2 separate regions of the Mus musculus genome follow, and region 2 is linked to region 1. Evidence: chromatin contacts called from ENCODE Hi-C or POLR2A ChIA-PET data. All regions are on one chromosome and are shown on one strand. Each heading gives the region's core, a stretch centred on a gene start or an enhancer-like site at or near the end of the contact. The rest is flanking DNA. Distances are from core to core; before and after follow the strand shown.

Region 1 (4,559 bases), core at 789-3,288:
AGGCAACCTATTTCTATTTTACACATAAAATAGAAATACGGGGGAAAAGCTAAAGATGACTTCAAGGATAAAAGATGACTTCAAGGATTAAATTTCAACATTTGCCATCAGCACTTGGTGCTGCGTGGTGCCTTCCTTCAGTATTCAGAAAAATAAAAACCTCACAGAATGACACGTTAGTTAGACAAAAGACATGCTCTTACAATATTTAATAAAAATTATGCTTTTGTCAGTAACTATATCGATCATTATTAAGAACCTGACTCTCTTTGTGTTCCTAGGGAGTTCATATCATGGGGTGGAGATTAGAAAGGCAGACTACTAATACTCTCTAAGGCTCATGGGGCTTGGGCAGATGAGTCTGTACTGGAAACATCTGCACCACAAGCCTGTTGTTGTTTCTCCCCAAATCATCTGCAAACTTAACAGATGCACAAGCAAAACAATAGGATTTTTGTATTTGAGACAAAGCATTTAAATGCTCATCTGGGGACATGCCCTGTCAAGGAGCCGGTGAAATTAAGAAAAAGAAGTGCATCAGAGGGGTCATCCAGGCACTGTCCCCACCCCCCACAGGAAAGCACACTGTTAAACTCCAGCCTGTGGACAGTGTGGGCTCAGGAGCACCGGGTGTTCCTAAATACAGGAAATCTATCTAGGTGAGAGAACCACCGTCCTGAATAAATGAGATAAAGACGGACTGTCTAATTAATGCTGCTGGGTGAATGAGGACAGCCGTCTAGAACAACCGTAAGCTGGGGTCACGCCTCACAGTAAGAGGAGATCAGAAGGATCAAGCATTTAAAAGTGAAAATAAAACCATGCATGTGATATAAGAAATTCAGATTAAAAAAAAATAATCTGCAGCAAAGCAGGATTTCTTTCTTAGAAAGGATTACCTTTCTAGGAAAAACAAAAACTCCACAAGGCACAAAGAAGCTATTGAAAATGTTGACTATGCACACATTACAAAACTCTGCATGGCAAATGCCACATGCAAAGTCTAAAGGCAAAGGACAAACCAGGAACAAATATTTGCAATTCCCATCACGTAGGCCTCATTTCCCTGGGCTATCTGGAGCTCTTGCAAATGATCAGAACTGGCTAGTGACCACCAGGGCATTGGCCAGAGGCTACCAGCAAGAAGGGACACAGAAAGAGGCTCTTAAATGTATTATTAAAATGTCCCTTAAAAAAAAAAAGTACAAAAGGAAATCACAGAGAGAATATCTTTCATCCACCCCCCTTGGCAAATATCCCCAAGATTCAGAGTCCTGATTGCCATGAGTTTGGGCATAACCGGGCCCTCACATGGTGCTGGGGGGAGAGGCAGGACGGCAGCCACTGACAAATTTTTCTCCAGAAGTCTCTTTGACCCCACAGTTCCGTTTCTGGTTTATCGGACACTAGCATGAGTGAATGCAAGTGATTCACTGAAGCACTGGCAAAGCTTGCAAGGAGAAGATGGCCTGACTATTCAAGGACTGCTCAGCAGCTAACAGTGCTAGAGAAAACCAAAACCAGGAAGAGAGAATGGAAAGAGCTGGGGGTGGGGGTGGGGGAGAGCAGGTCTGTGTGACCACTGGGACCCTGTTTTGTTTTATCTTGTTTTTAAAGGTGGAAAGATGAACGCAAAAGCCCATGGAAGCGAGACACACACAGAGGAGACTGTGAGAGAACAGCCCCTGCTCCCAAAGTGGGGTGAGTCGCAAGGGGGAGACGGAAAAGGTGCAGCTGGGGCTTTCAGTGCAGCTGAAAGAGGCCACTGTGGAGGATGGCTGCGGGTCAGCCCCGCGGAAACACAGTCCTCTCCCAAGGCACAGGGAAACACTGCCTCCAATGGCCAACAGTGCTGCCCTTCGTTCTCAACTGGTCTATGGTCTTGACACTCCGGCTTTTTCCTCCAGCGTCCAGGCTATTCCAGTGTCTACGGATATCGTTGCTTCCAGCTTGAAGGTCCCTGCTTCCCTTTCTCACCCTGAGGAATGAGTCCAATGTCGTTTCTGGGAAATCAACAGTCCATGTGATCTGACCTCCTTTTCTTCCCCTACAGACATTGGACTCGTGGGTATAATCAGACAGCTGTTGTCACCAGACCATGCATATGACCTGGCTAGAAGCTGGCCACGAAGCAGTGGTGGAGATCAGAGCACTGGGATTAGAAGCTCACTAGCAAACACCACCAAAGGGCACAATGGACAAGGGGCAGAATATGGGACAGGTGCAAATGCTAAACAGTATGAAGTTCATCTTTGGGAATTACAGGAATGGTCAAAGCCGAGCCACAGCCCTGGGAACAGGGGCACGGGGGCCTGATAGGGCGCAGCAGAGCAATCACCTTTCTTAGCATCCTTAGCCTGGATGCTGGTTGGAGGCCCTGGACAGATCTGGACAGGTGAGATGCACTGCTGGAAGACAGAGCCAGTTACTGCAACGGTGCTGTTTACACCGGCTCCTGTCCTCACTGACCTCGGTGCTCGCTCGAATACCTTCCTGTCTATCTGAAGCAGAGCCATCCTGCAGATAACTCAAAGCCCTTCATCCAAGGTGCCACCGTACCAAGGTCCCTCCTCCCCCTGGAATCCTTCATTCCTGTCCTGAAATTACTCATTCTGATAGTTCGTGTTCCTGCCAAAATCTACAAACATCAGCATGAATTGCTTCTGTGCAAAGGAACAGCTGTGTGGAACACAGCCTTCTAAGATGGTCTTTGTTCTCAAGTCTCCGAGAAAAACTGTGGCTCAATACCAGCTGCTCTGGAGGCTGGGGCAGGAGGATTGCCCCATAGTTTGTGCCACATAGTGAGTCCTAGGGCAGCCTGGGCTCCATAGTGAAACCTTGTTTCAAAAGGAAGAAAAGGAATACAGTTGGAGATGCACACATCTTTTGTGTGTGTGTGTGTGTGTGTGTGTGTGTGTGTGTGTGAAAAAGACACATGCAGAGAGTTACTGTTACATCCCTGCCCTTAAAAGAGCTGGAGATAAGACCAGTAAAGGGGAGTGGAGGAAAGAGGAGTTGGATACAGAAAGATGGGGGTTGGTGATAGGGGGTGCAGGGGCCTCTGATGAGAGGAAGAGAGAGGAATTGGCTATAGAGAAGGTCTCAGAAGATGCAGGGGATGCAGTAGATGCCGGGGAACAAGGGGATACAGGGGATGCAGGGGCCTCTGATGGACTGTGAAGGTAGAACTAAAGAGCACCCTGAGTGAATCACAAACACAGACAAGTAGGTGGAGTGAACAGAACATATGAGTAGCTTACCAGATACTACTGGTCATTAATATGCACGTTTATTTCTTTATAGAGAAAAAATATGTTCCTTTATTCAAAACCAAGAAAGGAAAAGCACACACTGCTATGGCCTGATCATTCCAAATTAAAAAAAAAAAAAAAAAAAAGACTTAGGGTTGTCAAAATGGCTCAGGAGGTAAAGGTGCTTGCTGCCAACTCTGACAACCTGAGTTCAATTCCTGGAACCCTCATGGTGGAATAAGGGACCTGACTCCTGCAAGTTGTCTTCTGACCTTTACAAGAGTGCTAAAGCATGTGTATATGTATGCATACACATATACATACATACACACACACACAAACACAATGAACATCTAAATACAATGCTTAATAAAAGTCTTTCATTTCATATAGTACGAGATCACCAAGCAAGTTGTATGATCCGACTAAGCACAGTAGTCTAGGGGCTTGCTGGAAGGACGACATTTTAGTGTCACTTGTCACAAGAAGTCAAGGTGGTTATGGAACCTCTTCCTTCCTGGGAAGCTACACACGGTTCCCCATCAGCCACTGACCTTGGGAGAGGTTCCCCCAAATGTTGCAGATCATGAACTTTCAGAATAGGCATCCCCAGAAGTTAAGTAGCCAAGCCCGATGTCATGTGTACACTGAGCCAGAGCCCTTCACCTGGGTGGAGACTGAGGGTGTTTCACAAGCCTGACTCTCCCATCTCTGTGACTTAATTGTGACATGGCAGGTTGCCACCGCAGGTAGCTGAAGAGCTCTAAGAAGGCTCAGTGCCCAAAACAACAACAATAACCACCACCAAAACCAAACAACAACAGAACAAAAACTTCTTAATCCAGCAGGAATCGGTCATTAGGTAGACCTCAACCAAACCTGGAGAGTATAAACTTTCTATGTGAGTAGAAACTTGCCGGAATTTAGTGGAGGGACAGATTTCCCTACAAACCATGGAGAACAGATCCCAAGTGGTTACTACACCACCCCTAGATTCTCATCCCAAAGTCATCTCCATCCCACTGCTGAAGACACAGGGCTCCAAAGCCAGTGCTTCACTCTCTGTGGCAGCATGCTCAGTCCGTCCTCACCGATGACATGCTGGCAGGAAATCTGGAAATCATACCTATTTACCCTCGAGAACATATTTTATCAGAGTTGATTTCTGCCTTACTTATACCCACTGTTTGTGGTATGAAGTAGAATACCCACTGTAGCGGGGACAGAGATGCTGAGAAGAACAGATTGAGATAAAAATTGGTAACTACTAAATTCATAGCATCAATTGAACACGAGTCGCTGGTGAAA
Region 2 (4,559 bases), core at 859-3,358, 36 kb after region 1:
TTTGTAAGCAAGCAAGCTGAATCACACTGACAACTGGAGAGGGAGGCTGGGTGGAAAGAATTCGGATTTGGAAAGACACCAGTGTAGGCTGAGATCCTGGGGACTTTTGTCTACCACTTTGAGAGATTCACTTTTAATCCCTTTCAGGATGACTGGTGTCTCAGGGAGGGTATAAGGTGGGAACTAAAATGTGGTGGGATTATGAAGATCATGTTAAAATCTAGACGGTGTTTAAGGGTGAAAAAAAATCCTGGGTGGTGGAGATAATGGAAAGTTACATGGAAAGGCGACCACACGCTATTTAGCAAACCTGTTATGGTGACCATACGCCAGGCACTGTTCTAGTGGTCCCAATAGCGCATATTTCTCTAATCTTTTAACCAAAGTACCAGCATCATTCCTTGCCTTACTGGCCAGGAAACTGATACAGAGAAGTTGGATAACTTGCCCCAAGTCACACAGCTAGGAAGAGGCAGAACGAAGATTTAAACCCAAGCACTTAGATGCCAAAGTCTGAGCTTCTACCCCCTCTGGACTCATCTAGAACTTCAAGAATGAGAACTCTGCCGGAAGTAGAATTCAAATCATGTCCTGCCTAGACCTAGGGTTCAAGGGATGGAACAACTCTTAGTCCTGACCCTGTGATGACCAGCCAGCTGTGACTACCCCAGGCCTTAGGTTTCTTCATCCGTACAATAAGGGGGAAGAGTTAGATGAGCATCAGCCTTTTGGCTTCTAAATATCATGCTGACCGCCAGCAGCGTGGACTGAGCTGCTTTTGGCTGCCTACCCGGACAAAGCTTCATTTATCTTCACCTGGGTAAAGCGGGTTATAATTATTTCTTCTGCTTCCCGACCTTCAGAGGATTATGTCCTTCCTAGTCAAGCAAATGAGGGGAGGCAGTGAGGAGGGGAAATGCATTCTGCTTAGTGTGACTGTAACCCAATGGTCCTTGAAAAGCTCTGGGCACAGATCATGTTGACTCTGCCAATCCTGCAATCTCTCCCAAGCCTGTTCTTGGAACCTGCCTCTGGGCCAGGTAAAACTTGACCAGCTGGAGGTGAGGGCACCACAAAAGAGGAACCAGAAAGTGGAACCCCCAACTGCGCACTTAAGGTGAACCACTTGATTAACTCAGCATTCAATATAATCTATTCCATTTGTACGCAGGCATGCACACATGCATTTGAGAGCTAAGACCTCAAAAAAGATCATTATGGGTGTATTCAACATCCCCTTGGAATCTAGCCAACTCCGGTAAGTCCCATCCTCGATACAGTCAATAAATGTTGTTCAGAGTGCATGGGTGGATGGAGAAGGGCCTCACAGATGGCTCATACAATTCTCCCCTTCCTAAGCATCCCAGACAGGTGGCTATCATCTGGCCTCTGGCTAGGCACTTCCAAGGTCGATGCTCTGGCTGCTCGGCCTGGCAGGCAGCCCGGGGCGCTGCTGGACAGATCTTGTGGGGAAAGCCCACGAAGCACCTAGAACAGTTGCCCCACAAGCTCAATAAAGTGCGCCTCCAAGTAGGTCAAAAATTGCTTCCCTACAACTTGAACCCATCGGTCGTAGGTGAGCCCCGGGATCCCAAAATGCATCGGCCCATCGAAAGGGCTTGTAGTCAGGCCCTTTCAGGTTTCCAGCATCCTGCACTCTCTACCCTGAGTCTGGCCGGCCAGATACCTCCCCCAGGACCAAGACTTCAGCATTGATCAGAGCGAGGGATGGCAGCCAGGAGGCCTCCGTCGGCCTTGTCCCCAACCTCGGTTCCTCGAGCAGGAGAGGACAAAGGACCTTTAGGAAGGCGTATCCCACCAATGGGTTGGGCTGCCCCGTCATCAGACAAGCTGGCCCTCTAGATCCCCGCAGTGCCAGGTGACAGTCCCCCAAACAGTCCCCACGGATCCGGAGCACTCAAGCTGCGGCGCGATGGGCCGAGCCACGCTGGGGACCGGGTAACTCGGGGTTCTGGCCCGACGCATCCAAGGCGCGATCCCTGTTTGGTGGAACTCGCCCAGCCGAGGTCTTACCTTCTCTCATTGACTCCAGCAGTCCAACCCGCCCGGAGTCCGGTTCCCGCAGCTCCGCAGCTGCCGGCTGCGCTCATAGAAATACAGCCGGAACCCCTGGCCAGCGCAGCTCCCGCCGCTACCGGCCCCGCCCAGGCAACTGCCGCCACGCCCCTGACGACCGCCTCTGCTACGCCCCCAAGCAAGGCTCTCCCAGTGTCCATTGGATCACCCAGCCGCCACTCTATTTGTTCATCGCGCTTGTTGCGTCTATATGGTGGCCCATTGGTCAGTAGGACTGCTCCTCAAGGTGGAGGCGGAGATTCTTAGCGGGCAATTCTCCTATAATTGGTTACTTTTGATGTCTTTAGCCAGTGGGCCTAGATGCTATTGGGTAAGGTCCTCCCCGAGGGGCGGGATAAGGGGAGCCGGCTAAAGGATGGGTTATGTTTGATGGTTGATGATACGGAGTAGAGGAGAGGGCCTATTGTGATGGCTTTCTGAGTTCTGGGGCAGAAAGGTCCGGAGTCTTATAGAGATGAACTGGGGAAAGAGATAGCCCAGCCGTGGGGTTCTCAGCACTGGTGTGCCCAGGAAGATGAACCTGTAGCTCAGGACGTAGGTGTTTGAAGTGTGGAGTCCTAACTTAGTAGAGCAGAGGTGGTGAGTCACTAAACCAGAAAGCAAGAGGTGGAGGCGACAAAGAGGTGGAGGCAGCAGCCTTTGACCTCTTTCAGCTAGGGAAGTGGGTGGGAACATGCAGGACTTTATGGACCTGTTACAGTCCCTATGATCTTTCAGCTTTTAACCAGCCCTTGTGGTTGGAGGCCACTTGGAAGAAGTGACCTTTGAAGTCAGACTGCAGTCTTGGCCGTGCCTTTTAGCCTTTTAGAGTTCTCACTGACTATATTTGGTAAGTGCTGGTTGCTGATAGAAGATCAGTACAGTGCGTGGTGTTCCACGGGCGTTTATCAAGACTAGCTATTCATCACTCACCCTCTCCATCCATGCACCTAGACTGGGTTCTACCATTCTGTGAACCTGAGGCTCTGTTCGCAACGGCACGTGCCTGATGGAGAGAATACTGACAACCCGAAAGGGAGCTCCAGTGAGGCAGCCACCGACACACTGCCAAGGCACGCAGTGTGGCTCCAAGAGAAGAGGCAGGAGACAGAAGGAACACATAGCCAGAGGAAGGAATTTAGATTTGAAGCAATGTTAAATTTTCTCTTAATACATTTCCGGACCCCGACAAGGAAAGCATGAGCCAACTCAAGGAGGAGGAGCCAGCACCGGTCTCCTGTTTGTTATTCCAGCAGGAAGCTGAGGCAGGAGGATTGCTTTACTTTGAAGCTACATAATGAGTCCTCCTCTGTCACAATGAGGCCTTGTCACAAACAAACAAAGCAATGTGAGCAAGTAGCAGCCTTTGAAGGCTACTTAGTGCGGATCCAGAAGTCCCTCTAAAATATCCCTCAGACTCCCCCATTTCTCATTTTGAAGGTATGGGACACCCCAGAGTGTGGACGGAAAGACTCTTGGAACTGCATTGAACCCCAGACCTTTCAAAGCACCCATAACTGTGGGACAGTAGAGAGGAGGAGAGGCTCCATTGCTCTTCGGTTTTCCCCCAGTTGTCATGTTACCTCAATAAAGTTTCTCCTCAATATTTATTTATTCCTCTGTAATCTGCTCTCTCTTGACAAAGAGAAGGCCAGGCTTTGGTAGCAAAGGATTTCACTAAGAAACAACCTCCCCCATGGTCATGAGTTCTCTTCTGCTGAGATGGTTTAGACCGTGAGAGATGAGCTCTGGGTTTGTCACCAGATAAGGATATTAACCAACTGGATGTAGTCACCTCACTAATACACAGGTACCAAAGCATCGTGTGGTTGGAGAGCCGTAAGTATGCACAATTGTTGATTAAAACGAAAGTCTTAAAAATGGGGGATGTATATAAATAGATTTGCTGCCAGTCGAGAGAGTTGTATTCATGACTGTGGGTGCAGGCGTGTGTGCGTGTGTGGGTGCACACACTTGGTTCTGAGCTACAGCTTTCTGGTTCTTCCCTTTAAATAGAGTTGGTTGGTGGCTATACACAGGGCTGCACACGTGCTGAGGAAGCCGGCTCAGCCTGATATGGGTCTCCTCCTGCCTGTAAGTGCTGAGTCATCATCTCAGGCCTTGGGATGGCTGTGGTGACTCCAGGGATCTCAGATGAGTTCGCTAGTTTGAATCCCAGCCACAAAGGTGACTGCAGTGAATGGCCGATACCTCACCACAGTAAAAGTAGGTTTTCCCTCCTGTGTCAGGAAGGTAGGATCGGCCAAGACATCTGTCCAGCTTAGGAATTCTCAAAGGATGAGTCACTGAAGCTCCAAAAGCGAGCAGACAAAGCCCAGGCAGAGGCGGAAGCTAGGAGGACGGGTACCTCTCCTTTTTGGCTGGGTGACTTAAAAAAGAATCCATTATAATAAGCTCACAGCACTGTTTCCCTGTGTGTCTCCACCGCTCTTCCAGGGCTCTTGCCATATTCTGTTTAATCA

The links. A loop is a pair of places that touch in the nucleus more often than their neighbours do. ChIA-PET counts read pairs that join two places held with the same protein, here RNA polymerase II (POLR2A).
Region 2: a map of heart shows a loop between it and region 1 (2.5-fold over the local background). The contact joins the promoter of Abhd2 here to the enhancer-like site in region 1. A Hi-C loop is called at or near these places in 7 of 37 maps with a recorded cell type or tissue (heart and left cerebral cortex). POLR2A ChIA-PET finds 5 or more read pairs at or near these places in 4 of 5 experiments (Patski and embryonic stem cell).

The regions. Positions count from the first base shown.
Region 1 is chr7:79,306,835-79,311,393 of GRCm38, reverse strand. The region is part of intron 3 of Abhd2 (abhydrolase domain containing 2); the gene reads right to left. Among named protein-coding and RNA genes, the nearest start is that of Gm39041, 10 kb to the right of the region's middle. Within about 2 kb of position 2,038, at least 1 of the 3 ENCODE cell types and tissues checked has a DNase peak (open chromatin) inside an H3K27ac peak, as active enhancers do; it is heart, where a contact is called at or near this core.
Region 2 is chr7:79,270,815-79,275,373 of GRCm38, reverse strand. It overlaps Abhd2 (abhydrolase domain containing 2), which reads right to left and starts at 2,108. Exons shown (of 11, transcript NM_018811.6): 1 at 2,035-2,108. Gm31510 (predicted gene, 31510) reads left to right here and starts at 2,345. Exons shown (of 2, transcript NR_169073.1): 1 at 2,345-2,407; 2 at 3,517-3,682.